2 separate regions of the Homo sapiens genome follow, and region 2 is linked to region 1. Evidence: read pairs that join two places in POLR2A ChIA-PET (ENCODE). Cell type or tissue: OCI-LY7. All regions are shown on one strand. Each heading gives the region's core, and the rest is flanking DNA. Links, peaks and the distances in the headings are about the cores only.

Evidence for each region. ChIA-PET counts read pairs that join two places held together with the same protein. Peaks named below come from ENCODE experiments on the same cell type or tissue, not always from the same donor. Only the 100,000 strongest peaks of a DNase experiment are listed, where the experiment ranks them.
Region 2: POLR2A ChIA-PET joins it to region 1 with 14 read pairs; 4 of 35 experiments call an interaction of 5 or more read pairs at or near these places.

Annotation. Positions count from the first base shown.
Region 1 is chr16:2,470,981-2,479,300 of GRCh38, forward strand. NTN3 (netrin 3) reads left to right here and starts at 317. Exons shown (of 6, transcript NM_006181.3): 1 at 317-1,649; 2 at 1,721-1,909; 3 at 2,005-2,154; 4 at 2,288-2,338; 5 at 2,449-2,523; 6 at 2,776-3,165. The coding sequence starts at 722. The coding sequence ends at 3,125. It overlaps TBC1D24 (TBC1 domain family member 24), which reads left to right and starts at 4,147. Exons shown (of 8, transcript NM_001199107.2): 1 at 4,147-4,190. RefSeq lists silencers at 455-594, 2,749-2,898, 2,969-3,028, 3,089-3,358, 3,759-4,248 and 1 more. In OCI-LY7, for the core only: CTCF peaks have their summits at 3,224, 3,434, 4,555, 4,758 (motif pointing right) and 1 weaker place; DNase peaks (open chromatin) are centred at 391, 3,131, 4,081, 4,551 and 5 weaker places; H3K4me3 peaks cover 4,873 bases; H3K27ac peaks cover 2,989 bases.
Region 2 is chr16:2,314,974-2,323,293 of GRCh38, forward strand. ABCA3 (ATP binding cassette subfamily A member 3) reads right to left here. Exons shown (of 33, transcript NM_001089.3): 8 at 4,608-4,867; 9 at 2,675-2,791; 10 at 2,310-2,430. Among named protein-coding and RNA genes, the nearest start is that of ABCA3, 22 kb to the right of the region's middle. In OCI-LY7, for the core only: no CTCF peak of the experiment used is centred there; no DNase peak of the experiment used is centred there.

The DNA of each region.
Region 1 (8,320 bases), core at 144-8,143:
TGGCACAGCCCCAGGAGCAGTAAAGACCTGGCTGTGGGCCCAGGACCCTGCTGGGTGGTCCCCCACGGGCTGCGAAGGCTGAGCTGCCCCCCTCCAGACCCCTCCCGCCAGCGCATTCCTGGCTCCCCGGCCCCTCCCCTGGCTCCCGGGCCTCCCAGCCCCCTTCCCCGCTGGCCCAGCCCGCGTCTGAATCTGCTTCTGATTCCAGCTCTGCGATGAGGCCCCCTCCCCTCCCCTGCCTCCTTCCCGACCCGAGCAGCCCCGCCCCCGGCTGGGCCCGGGCTTGCGCCTGCTGCGCCCCCCACCCCCTCCTGGCACAGCTCGTCCGCCCTCGCTGCAGCCGGGAGGAGGCGGCGGCCCGTGCACCGCAGGCCCCGCCCGCCCACGGCCCTTCCCGGGAGGCCGGGAGACCTGCTCCGCCCGGCCCTCGGTGGGTGAGTGCGAGCGGCGGGTGGGGCCTCCGCGGGCGGAGGCACCGGGAGCGGGGGCGACGCCTGTCATCGCTCTAGGCCCAGCGGGAGGACGCGCCAACATCCCCGCTGCTGTGCTGGGCCCGGGGCGTGCCCGCCGCTGCTCCCACCTCTGGGCCGGGCTGGGGCCGCCCGGGGGCCCTGTTCCTCGGCATTGCGGGCCTGGTGGGCAGAGCCGCGGAGAGGGCTTCTTTTCCCCAAGGGCAGCGTCTTGGGGCCCGGCCACTGGCTGACCCGCAGCGGCTCCGGCCATGCCTGGCTGGCCCTGGGGGCTGCTGCTGACGGCAGGCACGCTCTTCGCCGCCCTGAGTCCTGGGCCGCCGGCGCCCGCCGACCCCTGCCACGATGAGGGGGGTGCGCCCCGCGGCTGCGTGCCAGGACTGGTGAACGCCGCCCTGGGCCGCGAGGTGCTGGCTTCCAGCACGTGCGGGCGGCCGGCCACTCGGGCCTGCGACGCCTCCGACCCGCGACGGGCACACTCCCCCGCCCTCCTTACTTCCCCAGGGGGCACGGCCAGCCCTCTGTGCTGGCGCTCGGAGTCCCTGCCTCGGGCGCCCCTCAACGTGACTCTCACGGTGCCCCTGGGCAAGGCTTTTGAGCTGGTCTTCGTGAGCCTGCGCTTCTGCTCAGCTCCCCCAGCCTCCGTGGCCCTGCTCAAGTCTCAGGACCATGGCCGCAGCTGGGCCCCGCTGGGCTTCTTCTCCTCCCACTGTGACCTGGACTATGGCCGTCTGCCTGCCCCTGCCAATGGCCCAGCTGGCCCAGGGCCTGAGGCCCTGTGCTTCCCCGCACCCCTGGCCCAGCCTGATGGCAGCGGCCTTCTGGCCTTCAGCATGCAGGACAGCAGCCCCCCAGGCCTGGACCTGGACAGCAGCCCAGTGCTCCAAGACTGGGTGACCGCCACCGACGTCCGTGTAGTGCTCACAAGGCCTAGCACGGCAGGTGACCCCAGGGACATGGAGGCCGTCGTCCCTTACTCCTACGCAGCCACCGACCTCCAGGTGGGCGGGCGCTGCAAGTGCAATGGACATGCCTCACGGTGCCTGCTGGACACACAGGGCCACCTGATCTGCGACTGTCGGCATGGCACCGAGGGCCCTGACTGCGGCCGCTGCAAGCCCTTCTACTGCGACAGGCCATGGCAGCGGGCCACTGCCCGGGAATCCCACGCCTGCCTCGGTGAGGCCTTGGAGGGTGGCCTGGGGACCTTGGACACAACCAGCCTGCCCCTGACCCATCCCTCCCTGCAGCTTGCTCCTGCAACGGCCATGCCCGCCGCTGCCGCTTCAACATGGAGCTGTACCGACTGTCCGGCCGCCGCAGCGGGGGTGTCTGTCTCAACTGCCGGCACAACACCGCCGGCCGCCACTGCCACTACTGCCGGGAGGGCTTCTATCGAGACCCTGGCCGTGCCCTGAGTGACCGTCGGGCTTGCAGGGGTGAGCCACCACCGGCCACCTGCAGGCCCTCACCCTCTGACTTCCCAGATCCCCAGACAGGCTTCTGACCAGGCCCTTCCCACCTCTGTCCTCAGCCTGCGACTGTCACCCGGTTGGTGCTGCTGGCAAGACCTGCAACCAGACCACAGGCCAGTGTCCCTGCAAGGATGGCGTCACTGGCCTCACCTGCAACCGCTGCGCGCCTGGCTTCCAGCAAAGCCGCTCCCCAGTGGCGCCCTGTGTTAGTGAGTGACCCTGCCCCGCCTCAGCCACCAAGCCAAGGCCACCCCAGCTCCCTGCTGTTGTCCCGTCTATTCCCCGAGCCCTGCAGATCTCTCTGCCCCTCCATCGCAGGCCATTCTCCCTCCCTCTCTGCAGAGACCCCTATCCCTGGACCCACTGAGGACAGCAGCCCTGTGCAGCCCCAGGGTGAGTGGACACAGGACAGGGCCCCAGACTGGCATGACTTTGGGGGAGGGGGCTCTGGGAGGAGAGGGTGGGGAAAGGGAGTCTGTGCCAGCCTCCCACCTTCTACCCAGACTGTGACTCGCACTGCAAACCTGCCCGTGGCAGCTACCGCATCAGCCTAAAGAAGTTCTGCAAGAAGGACTATGGTAGGTGCCCTCAGGCCTCCCGCGGACCTTCCCACCTTCCTCCTCTCCCTACCTTCCCTCCTCCGCCAGCTTCCCCTTGGAACGCCTTGACCCTTGCTGGGCCCCAAGGCCCATCCTCATCCCTCAGGTCCTCCACGGGCAGCGACCCCGCCCCTTCAGCCCCCACTGCCCTCCTGGTGTCCTCCCCGTGCCTCCCCCTACCGCGGGCAGGCCGCCCCTTCCTGACCCCGCCCCCTCTCGCTCTCCCCGCAGCGGTGCAGGTGGCGGTGGGTGCGCGCGGCGAGGCGCGCGGCGCGTGGACACGCTTCCCGGTGGCGGTGCTCGCCGTGTTCCGGAGCGGAGAGGAGCGCGCGCGGCGCGGGAGTAGCGCGCTGTGGGTGCCCGCCGGGGATGCGGCCTGCGGCTGCCCGCGCCTGCTCCCCGGCCGCCGCTACCTCCTGCTGGGGGGCGGGCCTGGAGCCGCGGCTGGGGGCGCGGGGGGCCGGGGGCCCGGGCTCATCGCCGCCCGCGGAAGCCTCGTGCTACCCTGGAGGGACGCGTGGACGCGGCGCCTGCGGAGGCTGCAGCGACGCGAACGGCGGGGGCGCTGCAGCGCCGCCTGAGCCCGCCGGCTGGGCAGGGCGGCCGCTGCTCCCACATCTAGGCGCACGTTCACCCTGTGCCTTCGCCTGCCAAGGAGTCCTTGCTCGCGTCGCGCGTGTCGCCACCTGGGCCGCCGCCCCGTCCCCGCCGGCAGCTCCCTCGGTACCTCCCGTCTGGCCCTGGGGGGATGTGACCGGCGCAGCGACAGCCCGCCCCGCACAGAGGCAGATGATATGGCACACCCGGAGGACCCCATGGTCTCCCGCCCTCTGGCTGTCGGCCCTGTCCCAGGGGCACTGGGATACCCGGAAGGCTGTGAATCCTTCGTGATGCCGGGCCCTCTCGGGGATCTCAGATCATCCCCGGGGCCGCTGTGATGCACCCCCACCTGTGCGGCGACCCGCCAGGGAGCGCACTGACCTCCCCAAAGACTGTGGCCACCGCAGGCGCCTTGGACCCCCATGGGGGGACAGGGCGTCCCCTGCCTCCTGCAGCCCCACGAGGGCGGCGGCCTTGGCCCCTGCGGGCTGGGCGTCCGCGTCCGGGCGCCCCGCGGCGTCTGCTGCCGGGTCCCGTAACTTTCTTGGCCGCCTGTGTCCCCGTCTGCCGGCTCCGTCCGGCCGTCCCTCTCTCTGCCGCGTCTCTGACCCTCGGCGCCACAGCTCCTCAGCTCAGGGCCCGTCCCAGAACCTCCTTCCAGCCCTTCTCCCCCGACTCGGGAAGGGACGTCGTGCCCACGCGGTTCCGGATCCACGCGTGACCCGGCCGGACCGCGACTCCGACAGGCGGCTGTCCGGGCCCCCGATGCCCTCGGCAGGGCCGTGCCACCCCCCGCCCCCCTTGGCTTGTCCCCCCGGGACCGCACTGCCGTTGCCTCCTCTCCGCACGGGACCGGTTCCCGGCCGGCCCCAGCTTCCGCCGCTGCGGCCGCCGACCGTCAGCGCGCATGCCCAGAGCCGGGCAGGCCGGAGCCCCGCGGGCTCTCCGGGGTGGGCACAGGGCGACAGCTCGGCGGGGGCGGGGCCGAGCACGCGCGTGCGCAGAAAGGCCGGCGCGGCAGGCTGAGGAGAAAGCGGCGCGCGGAGGTGGGTGCGCTCGGGGCGTGCGGGGGGCGCGCGGCGGGGTGGCGGGTGGCGGGGCCGGGTCCCCGCTGTCACCGCGGTCGGCGCGTGCTGGGGGCGGGAGCGTGGGGGCCGGGCTGCGGGCCCCATTCGAGGCGGGGATCCCCGGCCACGCGCGGGTTGGGGGCTCCAGAGCCCGGCACCGCCCGGCGCTGCAGCTGCGGCTTGGCCTACGGGAGGGGGCGCAGGAGCGGGACCCCCTGGGCGCGAGGCCCGATCCCCGCCCGGTCGCTGGCCCGCGGCCCGGCCCAGGGCATGGTGTCGTCTGGAAGAGTGACTGTGTCACTGTTTCCTTGGGGCGCTTTCCGTCTCCGCAGGGTCGGAAATCCTCTTGGGGGCTCGGTGAGATTGCAACAGATTCTGATACGCCCTGCCCTGTGGACCTGCAGCGGCCCCGGGCCCCGCCCCGCCCCGCCCAGGGATGACACACGCCCCCACCGACCACCCGCTTGGGGGTCCGCCAGCCCCCGGCCCTGTCCAGTGGGGGGCCCCTCTGGGTGCGCCGTGCCAGGCGGCCGCTGTCCTTCGGGCCCTGGGAGGTGGAAGCCAGGGACTCCCAGCCCTGAGCCAGCACAGCGGAGGGGAGAGCCGGCCCCACCTGGGCTGGGCTGCACCTGTTCCCGCCCCCTCCAGGCGGGAGTCCCCGCGGCCTGGCCACAGGCCTTCTTTGATGGCCGTGCCCCGCAGGGAAACGCGCTGTGGCCCCCGGGTTACTGCTTGCGGGGGTGATATTAAAGGTCAAAGGTTGTCTAAAAGCCACCTGGGTGGTGTGGAGGTGCAGGTGGGCTGTTAGGTTGGTGGCTGTGGTTGTGAAGCCGATGTCACTGTCTTTACCCAGCAGCTTATTCCAGAAAGGGGGCGTCAGCCTGCCCTTCCAGTGCCGATAGAAGCACTAGCGGGTGATTTTTCCCTGTTTTGCTGTGTTTGCTCTGGAGTCACCAGGTGACTTCCAGGCAGTGTGCAGAAGGAACCGTCCCATTATTTGGCACGTGGGCCGTTTCCTCCACCCGAGGTCCAGGGCTCCGTCTTCACAGTCTGTCCTCAGCACACAGTAGGCACCTGTAGATGGCACACGTGGCGTTTCCTCCGCCCGAGGGCCAGGGCTCTGTCTTCAGCACACAGTAGGCACCTGTAAATGTTTGCTCAGTTGCGGCGAAGACAAGCAGTCAGGTTCTTTTCATTTTAAGGAACACACACTGGGAAAAAAAACCAATCCAGATTAGAGAAGATCAGAAAATCTTACGAAGATTTTACAGTTACTGTTCCTAGCCTGTGGCGTGACCCCTGCGTGCACCGCCTTTTATTCTGAGGGTTGATCCTCATCTAATCTGAACACTCAGATAGAGGCTTTACATGGAGGACTTATTGGGGAGTGCTTGCTCTACTTAGAAGCCTGTCTTTCCCTGTGAAGAGGGCGGGAGCCACGCTGTTCATCTTTGCTTCCCCACAGCCTGGCCAGGGCCGGACCAGAGGTTTTCTCTACATGATGGTTGAAGTGGATCAAGGTCCTTTTGTCGGAGTGATAGATGTCAACTATTGCAGTGGCTTTCCACTGGGTTGAGGGTGACCTTCCGAGATGCAGAAGTAATCTAGGCAAGGTTTTCATAACAACAATAAATTTGGCCACCCAGGGTCTGTGAAGTCACCTGTAGGGTAGCCTTACTAGCTCTCGCTGACCACACCTGCCAGGAGTGTCCAGCAGGCTCGAGTGACCTTGGGCATGCAGTGTTGCTCTTAATTATCTACAGATTGAGCCAAGCTCAGAAAACATATTAAATGTTTGCCTTTAGATGGTTTCTGGTTTAAAGTACATAAGGACAATGAAGCAGGTTACAAAAAAAGCACTTAACATTTACCCTGTTCAATGTTTTACCTGTCTGAGCATACCTTTTCTGTTATGACAACTCTGTAAATGGAAGAAAGAAGTCCTTTTCAACTCAAAGCAGCAATTTCAGTGGCTGTTTCAAACATTGCCTTTCAATTGGAGATAAAATCAAAGAAACAAAACCTCAGGCTTTTTACTGAGGACCAACTTGAATTCATTATTCAATGATTTTCTGTATCCTTTCAACATGTGTTTGTTAAGCGAGGTGCGGTGGCTCACGCCTGCAATCCCAACACTTTGGGAGGCTGAGGTGGAAGGATCGCATGAGCCCAGGAGTTCAAGACCACCTTGGGCAACATAGGGAGGTCTCGTCTCTATAAAAAATTAGCCAAGTATGGTGGCATGTGCCTGTGGTCCCAGCTACTTGGGAAGCTGAGGCAGAAGGATCACTTGAGCCTGGGAGCTCAAGACTGCAGTGAGCTGTGATTGTGCCACTGCACTCAAGCCAGGGCAACAGAGTGAGACCCTGTCTCTGAAAAACAAAACAATAAAAATGCATTTATTGAATTCACACTTCATAGGAGGCACCATGCCGTGTGTTCTGTGGATTTGGTGTTAAGACTTGGTCTCTGCCCTTGAGCTTATAGTGCAGTGAGGAGACAGGAGAATAAACACATGGTAGAAGCTCCCACAGAGGTGGACAGAGCCTTCTGTGGGCGCAAAGGCGTGGCATCCAGCTGGATTGTGGTGGGGGTGGGGCTCTGAGATGGACTTGAGCTTCATTTTGAAGGATGATCAGGACCGGCAAGAACAAGTGAGGGAAAGTGCCTTCCCCCGAAGGGACAGTGGATATAAAGTGACAGGCGTGGTTCCTGCCCACCAGCTCTTGGGAGAAGGGCAGTGGTGGCCCCAGGGTAGATGGGGTGAAGTGAGTGAGCTAGGCTGACAGCAGACTGGGAAAAGCCTTGAGTTCCACCTGGGAGTTTGAATTCACCCTGAGTGGCATGAAGCCTCTGAAGATCTTGGGTTTGTGAGTGACTTGATCAGAGGTGGCCAGGGAGGTGAAGAGGCCAAGGCCGGTTGAGGGACTGTCATGGCACACCCAGAGAGACATCAGCACAGAAAAGAGCAAGACTCAGCCAGGCCCGGGGGCTCACACCTGCAAGCCCAGCATTTTGGGAGGCCAAAGCGGGAGGAACACTTGAGCCCAGGAGTTGCAGGCTGCAGTGAGCTATGATTGTTCCACTGCACTCCACCCTGGTCAACTCTGTTTCAGAAGAAAAAAGAGAGCAAGACTCTGAGACAAGTGGTTGCAGGATGGGAAGAGCCAGGGAGGAAGGAGGGGATGTTCCAGTATTGAGCAGCGGGCAGTGCCACACCCCATGCAGAGTGTGGAGGGAGGGGGCGGGCTGGCACCGTGTGGAGATGGCGATGAGGTTACTGCGAGACTGGGCAGTAAGCATATGTGTTTTGGCCTGGAGCCAAGGAGAGTGTACTAGACGAGAGCATTTTGGGGATGCTGTGTGCCATCCAAGCTGGGGACTGGGTTGGGTCTTCCCAGGAGAATGTGCAGAGTGAGAAAAACGAGACGGAATCCTGAACCCTGTGGACTCCTAATACAGTCTTAAAGTCAGTAAGGTAACAGAAGGCCAGTCAGTAACCCGTTGCCTTTTGGGGGAATGGGGCAGGGTAGTGGGCTTTTTTCTTTTTTTTTTTGTTGAGACAGGGTCTCGCTCTTTCTCCTAGTCTGGAGTGCAGTGTCAGGATCAGTGGCTCACTGTAGCCTCGACCTTCTGGACTCAAGCGATCCCCTTGCCTCAGCTTCCCAAATAGCTGGGACGATAGACTTTTTTCTTTTTTTTTTTTTTTCGAGACAGGGTCTCATTCCCACTGCCGAGGCTAGAGTACAATGGAGGGATCATGAGATCATGGCTCACTGCAGCCTCGACCTCTCGGACTCAAGCAGTCTTCCCACCTTAGTCTCCTGAGTAGCTGGGACTATAGGCGCACACCACCATGCCTAGCTAATTTTTGCATTTTTTATAGAGACGGGGTCTCACTTTGTTGCCCAGGCTGGTCTCAAATTCCTGGACTCAAGCAGTTCTCCCACTTTGGCCTCCCAAAGGCTGGGATTACAGGCATGAGCTACGGTGCCTGGCCTGGCCTTTTAATTTGTCTCTTGGAGTGAAGGATGGAGTATGGGACGGGGGGGATGCCAGTGTCCTTGCAGTGGCCTTCCTGTCTCACGTGTCTATTTGCCTTTTGGGGA
Region 2 (8,320 bases), core at 149-8,148, 160 kb before region 1:
TTCAAGCGATGCTCCTGCCTCAGCCTCCCGAGTAGCTGGGACTACAGGTACCCGCCACCACACCCGGCTAATTTTTGTATTTTTTTTTTTTAGTAGAGACGAGGTTTCACTGTGTTGGCCAGGATGGTCTCAATCTCCTGACCTCATGATCCACCCGCCTCGGCCTCCCAAATTGCTGGGATTACAGGCGTGAGCCATGGTGCCCGGTCATAAATTGTTGTATGTATTTTACACACACACACACACACACACACACACACACACACACACAGCAAAGTCTGATGAGATATTACCCGAAATCTCATTGAAATTCGAACCGAAGACACATGAGCCCTCAGATCGAAATGTTCATAAAGAAAAATCACACCTAGACTTTTGGCAGACTCCCACTAACGATGAGTATCGGATGGCAATAAGGTAACATTATAAAATTGCCAAGGAAGAACACCTATCTGTGGAGAATTTCACAGGCAGCTAAAATACTATACAGGAGTGAGGGCAAAATACAGACACCTTTGGACATACAAAGTCGAAAGCACTGACCACTTACCAATGCCCACTAGAAGAACTACTCAAAGATGTGCTTCAACACAGAGAAGAGTGACTCTAAAAAGCCAGGTACACGAAAATCACGTGCACATCAGATATGTTGGCAAAGCACAGGAATGTCACATAGGAAGTAACTGCTTATGATTTTTTTTCTTTTTTTGAGACAGGGTCCCTCTCGTTCTCCAGGCTGGAATGCAGTGGTACAAACTCAGCTCACTGCAACATCCGCCACCTGGGCTTAAGCAATGCTCCCACCTCAGCCTCCCAAGTAGCTAGGACCACAGGGGCATGCCACCACACCTGGCTAATTTTTAAACTTTTTTTTTTTTTTTTTTTTTTTTGTAGAGACAGGGTCTTGCCATGTTGCCTAGGCTGGTCTTAAACTCCTGGGCTCAAGTGATCCTCCTGCCTTGACCTCCTAAAGTGCTAGGATTACAGGTGTGAGCTACCATGCCTGGTCACTTAGGTTTTCTTTAATAATAAAACAAACTAGACAACAACAAAAGTTAGGAGGTCAGGCATGGTGGCTCACACCTGTAATCCCAATGCTTTGGGAGGCTGAGGTAGGAGGATCACTTGAGATCAGGAGTTCAAGACCAGTCTGGGAAACATGGTGAGAAAAAAAAAAAAAAAAAAAAAGCTAGGTGTGGTGGCAGGTAACGGTGGTGTGAGCTACTCAGAAGGCTGAGGCTGGAAGATAGCTTTGAGCCCAGCAGTTCAAGGCTGCAGTGAGCCGTGTCTGTGCCATTGCACTCCAGCCTGGGCAACAGAACAAGAGGCAGTCTCAAAAAAAAAAAAAAAGAAAAAAGAAAAGAAAAAAAGAAAAGAAAAAAAAAAAAAGGCCAAGCGCAGTGGCTCACACCTGTAATCCCAGCACTTTGGGAAGCCAAGGAGTATGGATCGCTTGAGGTCAGGATTTCAAGACCAGCCTGGACAACATGGCAAAACCCCGTCTCTACTAAAAATGCAAAAAAAAAAAAAAAAAAAAAAAAAAAAAAAAAAAAAATTAGCCAGGCGTGGTGGCACACGCCTGTAATCCCAGCTACTCAAGAGGCTGAGGCACAAGAATCACTTGAATCCCAGAGGCAGAGACTGCAGTGAGCCAAGATCGCACTAATGCACTCCAGACTGAGCAACAGAGCAAGACTGCTCGAAAAAAAAAACAAAAAACTGGGAACCTCTAAAAGTACTTAGAGTGGTGGTGAGGTTGGAGTTTTACCTGGGAGGAGCCTGGGCATACTGAATAACTTCACTTTTTGGAATTTTAGAGGTAAGTAATCAAGTGAAACATTAAAGGTAATCACTAAAAAAAGAGAAACACAACTTATAGCCTCTGAACCATCCGAGGTAAAAGGCACTACAGAAGGCCAACAGAAGGCAGGAAAGGAAAACAAAGAAGCAAAAGAGAATGATAACAAAGTGACACACAAAATCCAGACAGGAAAAATGATCTTCAACGTAACTGTCACCGCAAGGCTCTGCACATGGCCGGGCTCACTGTCCTCACTTCTGGCTCGCCTTCCCTTTGGGCTGCTGGACAGCACTCGGCATGGCCAGCCACACACCTGCCTTCTCTGAATTCTCCTTCTCCCTAAATTACGCTGACTTTCCTCCTTCCAGTCCAACCTTCCCCTGGTCAGCTCCTCCCTGGGCAGCTCCACCAGGCCACTCTCCCTTCCGATCACAGCCTCTGGGTTATTTCCATGCAGATGGCCCTTGGCCCCTTGGCAACCCCACTCTGCCCCATGACTGGGGCTCACCTTTGCTGAAGAAGGTGCTGACCATGAAGCTGAAGGAGATGGTAGAGATGGCGAAGCACAGCAGGAAGGCGAGCACCAGGGAGGGGTCGCTGCGGGACAGCACGGCTACATTTGGCTTCACCTGCAGGGCACAGGCATGAGTCGGGCGTGGTGGGCCGGCAGAGGTGGACCAGGAGGACTCCTGACCATCCCTGGTCACAGGGACGCGGCTCCACCGAGAGGAGTGGGACATTGACAGCTCCTCTCCCCCATGAGGGACAGACTCTCTCTGAAGTCTCTGACCACAAAGTTCTTCCCAAGAGGGCCCTCCTGGGGTGCCCTGGCTCTCCCCGTCCTCACCAGAGCCCCACCGACGCCATGCTCACCTTGACACAGAAGAGCAGGGTCATGAAGGAGGCGGCGATGAGGAGGAAGAGGAAGAACAAGAGGAACCAGGCACTCCAGTGCAGCCAGCTGCTGAGCCCCATCATGCGCATGTACTCCTGGGGAGAGAAGCCATCACGCTGCTGGGGGCCCGTCACTGCCCGCCATGATGGCATGTGCCAGGCTGGACGGCAGCAGGCCTGAGTCCGACTGTCCCAGCAGCCCTGCATTCGACAGGGTCTTACTATGTCGGCCAGGCTCATCTTGCTCAAACTCCTGGGCTCAAGTGATCTGCCTGCCTCAGCCTCCCAAAGTGCTGGAATTATAGGCATAAGCCACTGCACCCGGCCAGCCCTCCATTCTGTAGAGCGATTCCACACTCCCAGTGCATGCTCCCCAGTCTTTCCTGGTACTTGAGATCGTCCCCCGAAGCTACGTCAGGCGGCAGGAGCCCAGCCCTTCTGGGGGTGGGCCGAAAGACCCTGCCAGTTCCCAACCACGTCAACACCAGCCTCCATGGCTGTGAGACGTGACCACAGATCAGACCATAGCTGTGGATGCCATAGCCATTCATTCCCTCAACCTCCCCTACTCTGAAAGGAGGGGCCCAGAACCTCTGCAGTGAAGGACGAGGCGCAGTGATGGGTCGGCTCTGACCACACCTTCCTTCCTCACCTGCCCCACCAAGGAGTCAGGCGTGGTGATGAGGAAACCCAGTTCCTTCACTGACCAAAAGCGCCTGGGGAGTCCTGGGGCGGCCACACTGACCAATACGGCAGCCAGCAGCCAGGTGTGGCCGTTTCAACTGAAGTTAATTAAAAATAAAGTTAAAAATTCAGCTCCTCATTTCTTTTTCTTTCTTTTTCTCTTTTTCTTTTTTTTTTTTAGATGGAGTCTTGCTCTGCTGCCCAGGCTGGAGTGCAGTGGTGCGATCTTGGCTCACTGCAACCTCCACCTCCCGGGTTCAAGAAATTCTCGTGCCTCAGCCTCCCAAGCAGCTGGGATTACAGGTGCATGCTACCACGCCTGGCTAATTTTTGTATTTTTAGTAGAGACACGGTTTCACCTTGCTGTCCAGGCTGGTCTTGAACTCCTCACCTCAAGTGATCCGCCCACCTCGACCTCCCAAGGTGCTGGGATTACAGGTGTGAGCCAGTGCCCAGGGCTAGCCCTTTCTTATGCATAATTTCTGACCTACAGAACAGCGGGAAGAGGAGCACAATGGTCTCTCACATTCCCACCACTTAGGTTCAGTAACCGTTTCACGTTTTGCCCTATTTGTTTGATCTGTGTATCTGCATATGTGCACACTTTTTTTTTTTTCAGGATCATTTTATAGCCCACTGCTGACTCCCTCAATGCTGCATAGTTTTATGAAAGTTATTTATGGCACCAAGCAGATGAACAACTGGGCAGCCTCAAAATGAGCCCCTAGCCAGGTGTTACAGCTCATGCCTGTAATCCCAGCACTGTGGGAGAATGAGATGGGAGGCTGAGATGGGAGAATTTCTTGAGGCCAAGAGTTTGAGACCAGCCTTGGCAATATAGAAAGACCTCCGGCCGGGCACGGTGGCTCACGCCTGTAATCCCAGCACTTCTGGAGGCCGAGGCGGGCGGATCACAAGGTCAGGAGATTGAGACCATCCTGGCTAACACGGTGAAACCACGTCTCTACTAAAAATACAAAAAATTAGCTGGGTGTGGTGGCAGGCACCTATAGTCCCAACTACTCGGGAGGCTGAGGCAGGAGAATGGCGTGAACCCGGGAGGCAGAGCTTGCAGTGAGCCGAGATCGCACCACTGCACTCCAGCCTGGGCGACAGAGCGAGACTCCAACTCAAAAAAAAAAAAATACTAAAACACCAAGCCTTTGGACATGGCCTCCCCAGGACAGCGCGGTTTCTAGAGTGTTGGGGAGCCAAAGCGGGCAGTCACCTTCAGCCTCCTTTCCTTCTCCTGCACGACAGCACGGGCAATGGTGAGCGCGGTGTAGGTGAAGCTGAGCAGCAGCAGCAGGGGCAGCTGGTACTGGATGGCCACGAGGAAGGGGTCTGCGATGAACGGCGGGTACGGGAACCTCTTGATGGTCACCGTCAGTCTCTGGAACAGCTGGCGTGTGGCGGCATCGGCATGGTACTCCATGATGGCCCGGTCCACAGCATGCTGCACGGCCAGGAAGCCTTCCCGGATGTACCCTGGGTGCGGGAGCAGAGGATGGCCCAGCCACCTCGAGGAGCTGCTCTCGAGGGCAGAGGGCCACGTGCATGGGGTCCATGGGGGAAGAGATGCTTGGGGCAACAGAGTGACTTCAGCTCAGGACCCCCGTGGCCGCTCAGTGGTCCCACGGGAGAAGGAAGGAAACGCACCACACACTGACAGCAAATGAGAAGAGAGATGTGATTGTCACTTCCACTTTGTAACTAACACAACACACAAAAAAAATCACACACATGATCACTTTTTTTTTTTTTGAGACGGAATCTCACTCTGTCGCCCAGGCTGGAGTGCAGTGGCGCGATCTTGGCTCACTGCAACCTCCACCTCCCAGGTTCAAGCGATTCTCCTGCCTCAGCCTCCCGAGTAGCTGGGACTACAGGTGCACACCACCATGCCCAGCTAATTTTTTGTATTTTTAGTAGAGACGGGGTTTCACCGTGTTAGCCAGGATGGTCTGGATCTCCTGACCTCATGATCCACCCACCTTGGCCTCCCAAAGTGCTGGGATTACAGGCGTGAGCCACTGCACCCGGCCTTTTTTTTTTTTGAGACAGTCTTGCTCTCTCACTCAGGCTGGAGTGCAGTGGCGCGATCTCGGCTCACTGCAACGTCTGCCTCCTGGGTTCAAGCAATTCTCCTGCCTCAGCCTCCCGAATAGCTGGGATTACAGGTGCACACCACCACGCCCAGCTAATTTTTTTTTTTTTTGTATTTTTAGTAGAGACGGGGTTTCACTATGTTGGCCAGGCTGGTCCCGAACTCCTGACCTCAGGTGATCTGCCTGCCTCAGCCTCCCAATGCTGGGATGACAGGTGTGAGCCACTGCGCCCAGCCTGAGGGCTGAATTCTCATCAGGCATATTAGTGGGTCTAAGGCATGGACATCTGGAGGCAAAACTGAGGCTAGAATTGACCAGTCCCTGTGCCATGCCAGTCTCACACACGTTATATCTCCTGGGGCTTTACTAGGAGCTTGTTTTTCCAGCCAACTTTTCTTCCCCCTCAGGTTCTCTGTCTTGCTGAGGACTAACCGACTATTCTTAATAACAAAACTTTTTTTCTCTAACAAAAGATATTTACTCTGTGTCATTTGCCACAAAGGTTTTCCCCAGTCTGCTATGTGCTTTTTTTTTTTTTTTTTTAAACCACCATTAGGTCTTTTCGTGTCTGGCAAATTTCCAGTTTGTACATGCTGAAATCTGTCAGTCTTTTCCTTTGAGATTGGTTTTCTCTTGCTTCCAAGCTTAGGGAATTGTTCCCCAAAAACAGGAGGGAGCTGAGCAGCTCCTGCCTGGGCCCCAGTCTCAGCAGCCAGTGTCCCCTCCTGCAGTCCCCTGCTGCAGGCAGCAAGCATCATGTGTGACAGCTGGACATAGCTTCTCCTGAGCTCCAGGCTGGGTGACCTGTCAAGGGCATCGCTCTGGGGCCTCACACACCCCACACCAGGTCTTGTTCATCTTAGTTCTAGATGTAAAATCTTGCCCTAGAGCATTAGCCTGGTGACAGCCCTGGCACCAGTAAGGGACATCGCTAAGCGCTGGCTGCATGCATGCTGTCTCCTGCCTGCCTGGCACTTGTGTCTCAGAATCATGCCTCATGGAGGGATGGGACGTTGCTGTGACTTCCATGGCAAACTTCCATGAGTTCTGTCTCCTGCCAGACCCGTGAAATACGACGTTCTCCAGAACACCCTGGACTTCCACCCAGAACCTGCAGTGGGGTCTTTCTTGGCCTGACAGCTAAGCCTAGTCCTGGGTCCGAGTCACTTCTTGGCTGTCCCTAGCTCAGTTCCAAGACAAGACCATGCTTCAGAGGAGGCACACGTACCAACCACCTGCCCAGGTCCACACGAAGACACACACTGATGGGGCATCAGAGTAACCAAGATCTGGCTTCCATGAACACCACACTGATTCCGTCAAACCATGGATCAGGTGCACAAGGACCACGGAGCTAAAAATGCCAGTAAGTCTGTACACAGAGAAGGCCCGGCAGAAAAAGAAAATGTAAACCAAGCCCCATGAACTCAAACGGGAGCTTTTAAAAGCTGACGTACAGCCGGGTGTGGTGGCTCATGCCTGTAATCCCAGAACTTTGGGAAGCCGAGGTGGGTGAATCATGAGGTCAAGAGATCGAGACCATCCTGGCCAACGTGGTGAAACCCCGTCTCTACTAAAAATACAAAAATTAGCTGGGCGTGGTGGTGTGCGCCTGTAATCCCAGCTACTTGGGAGGTTGAGGCAGGAGAATCGCTTGAACCTGGGACACAGCGGTTGCAGTGAGCCGAGGTCGCGCCACTGCACTCCAGCTTGGCGACAGAGCAAGATTCTGTCTGAAAAAAAAAAAAAAGAAAAAAAGCTGAAATACAAATGTTTCATTCAAGAGCACGTCTTCCAGGATATAGAGAAAGGGCCTTTGCTATCTTCAAGGATTATTTTAGTCTTTCAGAAACCAGTTATACTGGATGTTTTACTTTTCCTATAAACAAGAGTAAATGTTCCTGAAAAGTATTTCTTTCTTTTTTTTTTTAATTATACTTTAAGTTTTAGGGTACGTGTGCACAATGTGCAGGTTAGTTACATAGGTATACATGTGCCATGCTGGTGTGCTGCACCCATTTACTCGTCATTTAACATTAGGTATATCTCCTAATGCTATCCCTCCCCCCGCCCCCCCACCCCACAACAGGCCCCAGTGTGTGATGTTCCCCTTCCTGTGCTGGGAAAACTGGCTAGCCATATGTAGAAAGCTGAAACCAGATCCCTTCCATACACCTTATACAAAAATTAATTCGAGATGGATTAAAGACTTCAATGTTAGGCCTGAAACCATAAAAACCCTAGAAGAAAACCTAGGCATTACCATTCAGGACATAGGCATGGGCAAGGACTTCATGACTAAAACACGAAAAGCAATGGCAACAAAAGCCAAAATTGACAAATGGGATCTAATTAAACTCAAGAGCTTCTGCACAACAAAGGAAACTACCATCAGAGTGAACAGGGAACCTACAGAATGGGAGAAAATTTTTGCAATCTACTCATCTGACAAAGGGCTAATATCCAGAATCTACAATGAACTCAAATAAATTTACAAGAAAAAACCAAACAACCCCATCAAAAAGTGGGCAAAGGATATGAACAAACACTTCTCAAAAGAAGACATTTATGCAGCCAAAAGACACATGAAAAAATGCTCATCATCACTGGCCATCAGAGAAATGCAAATCAAAACCACAGTGAGATACCATCTCATACCAGTTAGAATGGCAATCATTCAAAAGTCAGGAAACAACAGGTGCTGGAGAGGATGAGGAGAAATAGGAACACTTTTACACTGTTGGTGGGACTGTAAACTAGTTCAACCATTGTGGAAGTCAGTGTGGCGATTCCTCAGGGATCTAGAACTAGAAATACCATTTGACCCAGCCAT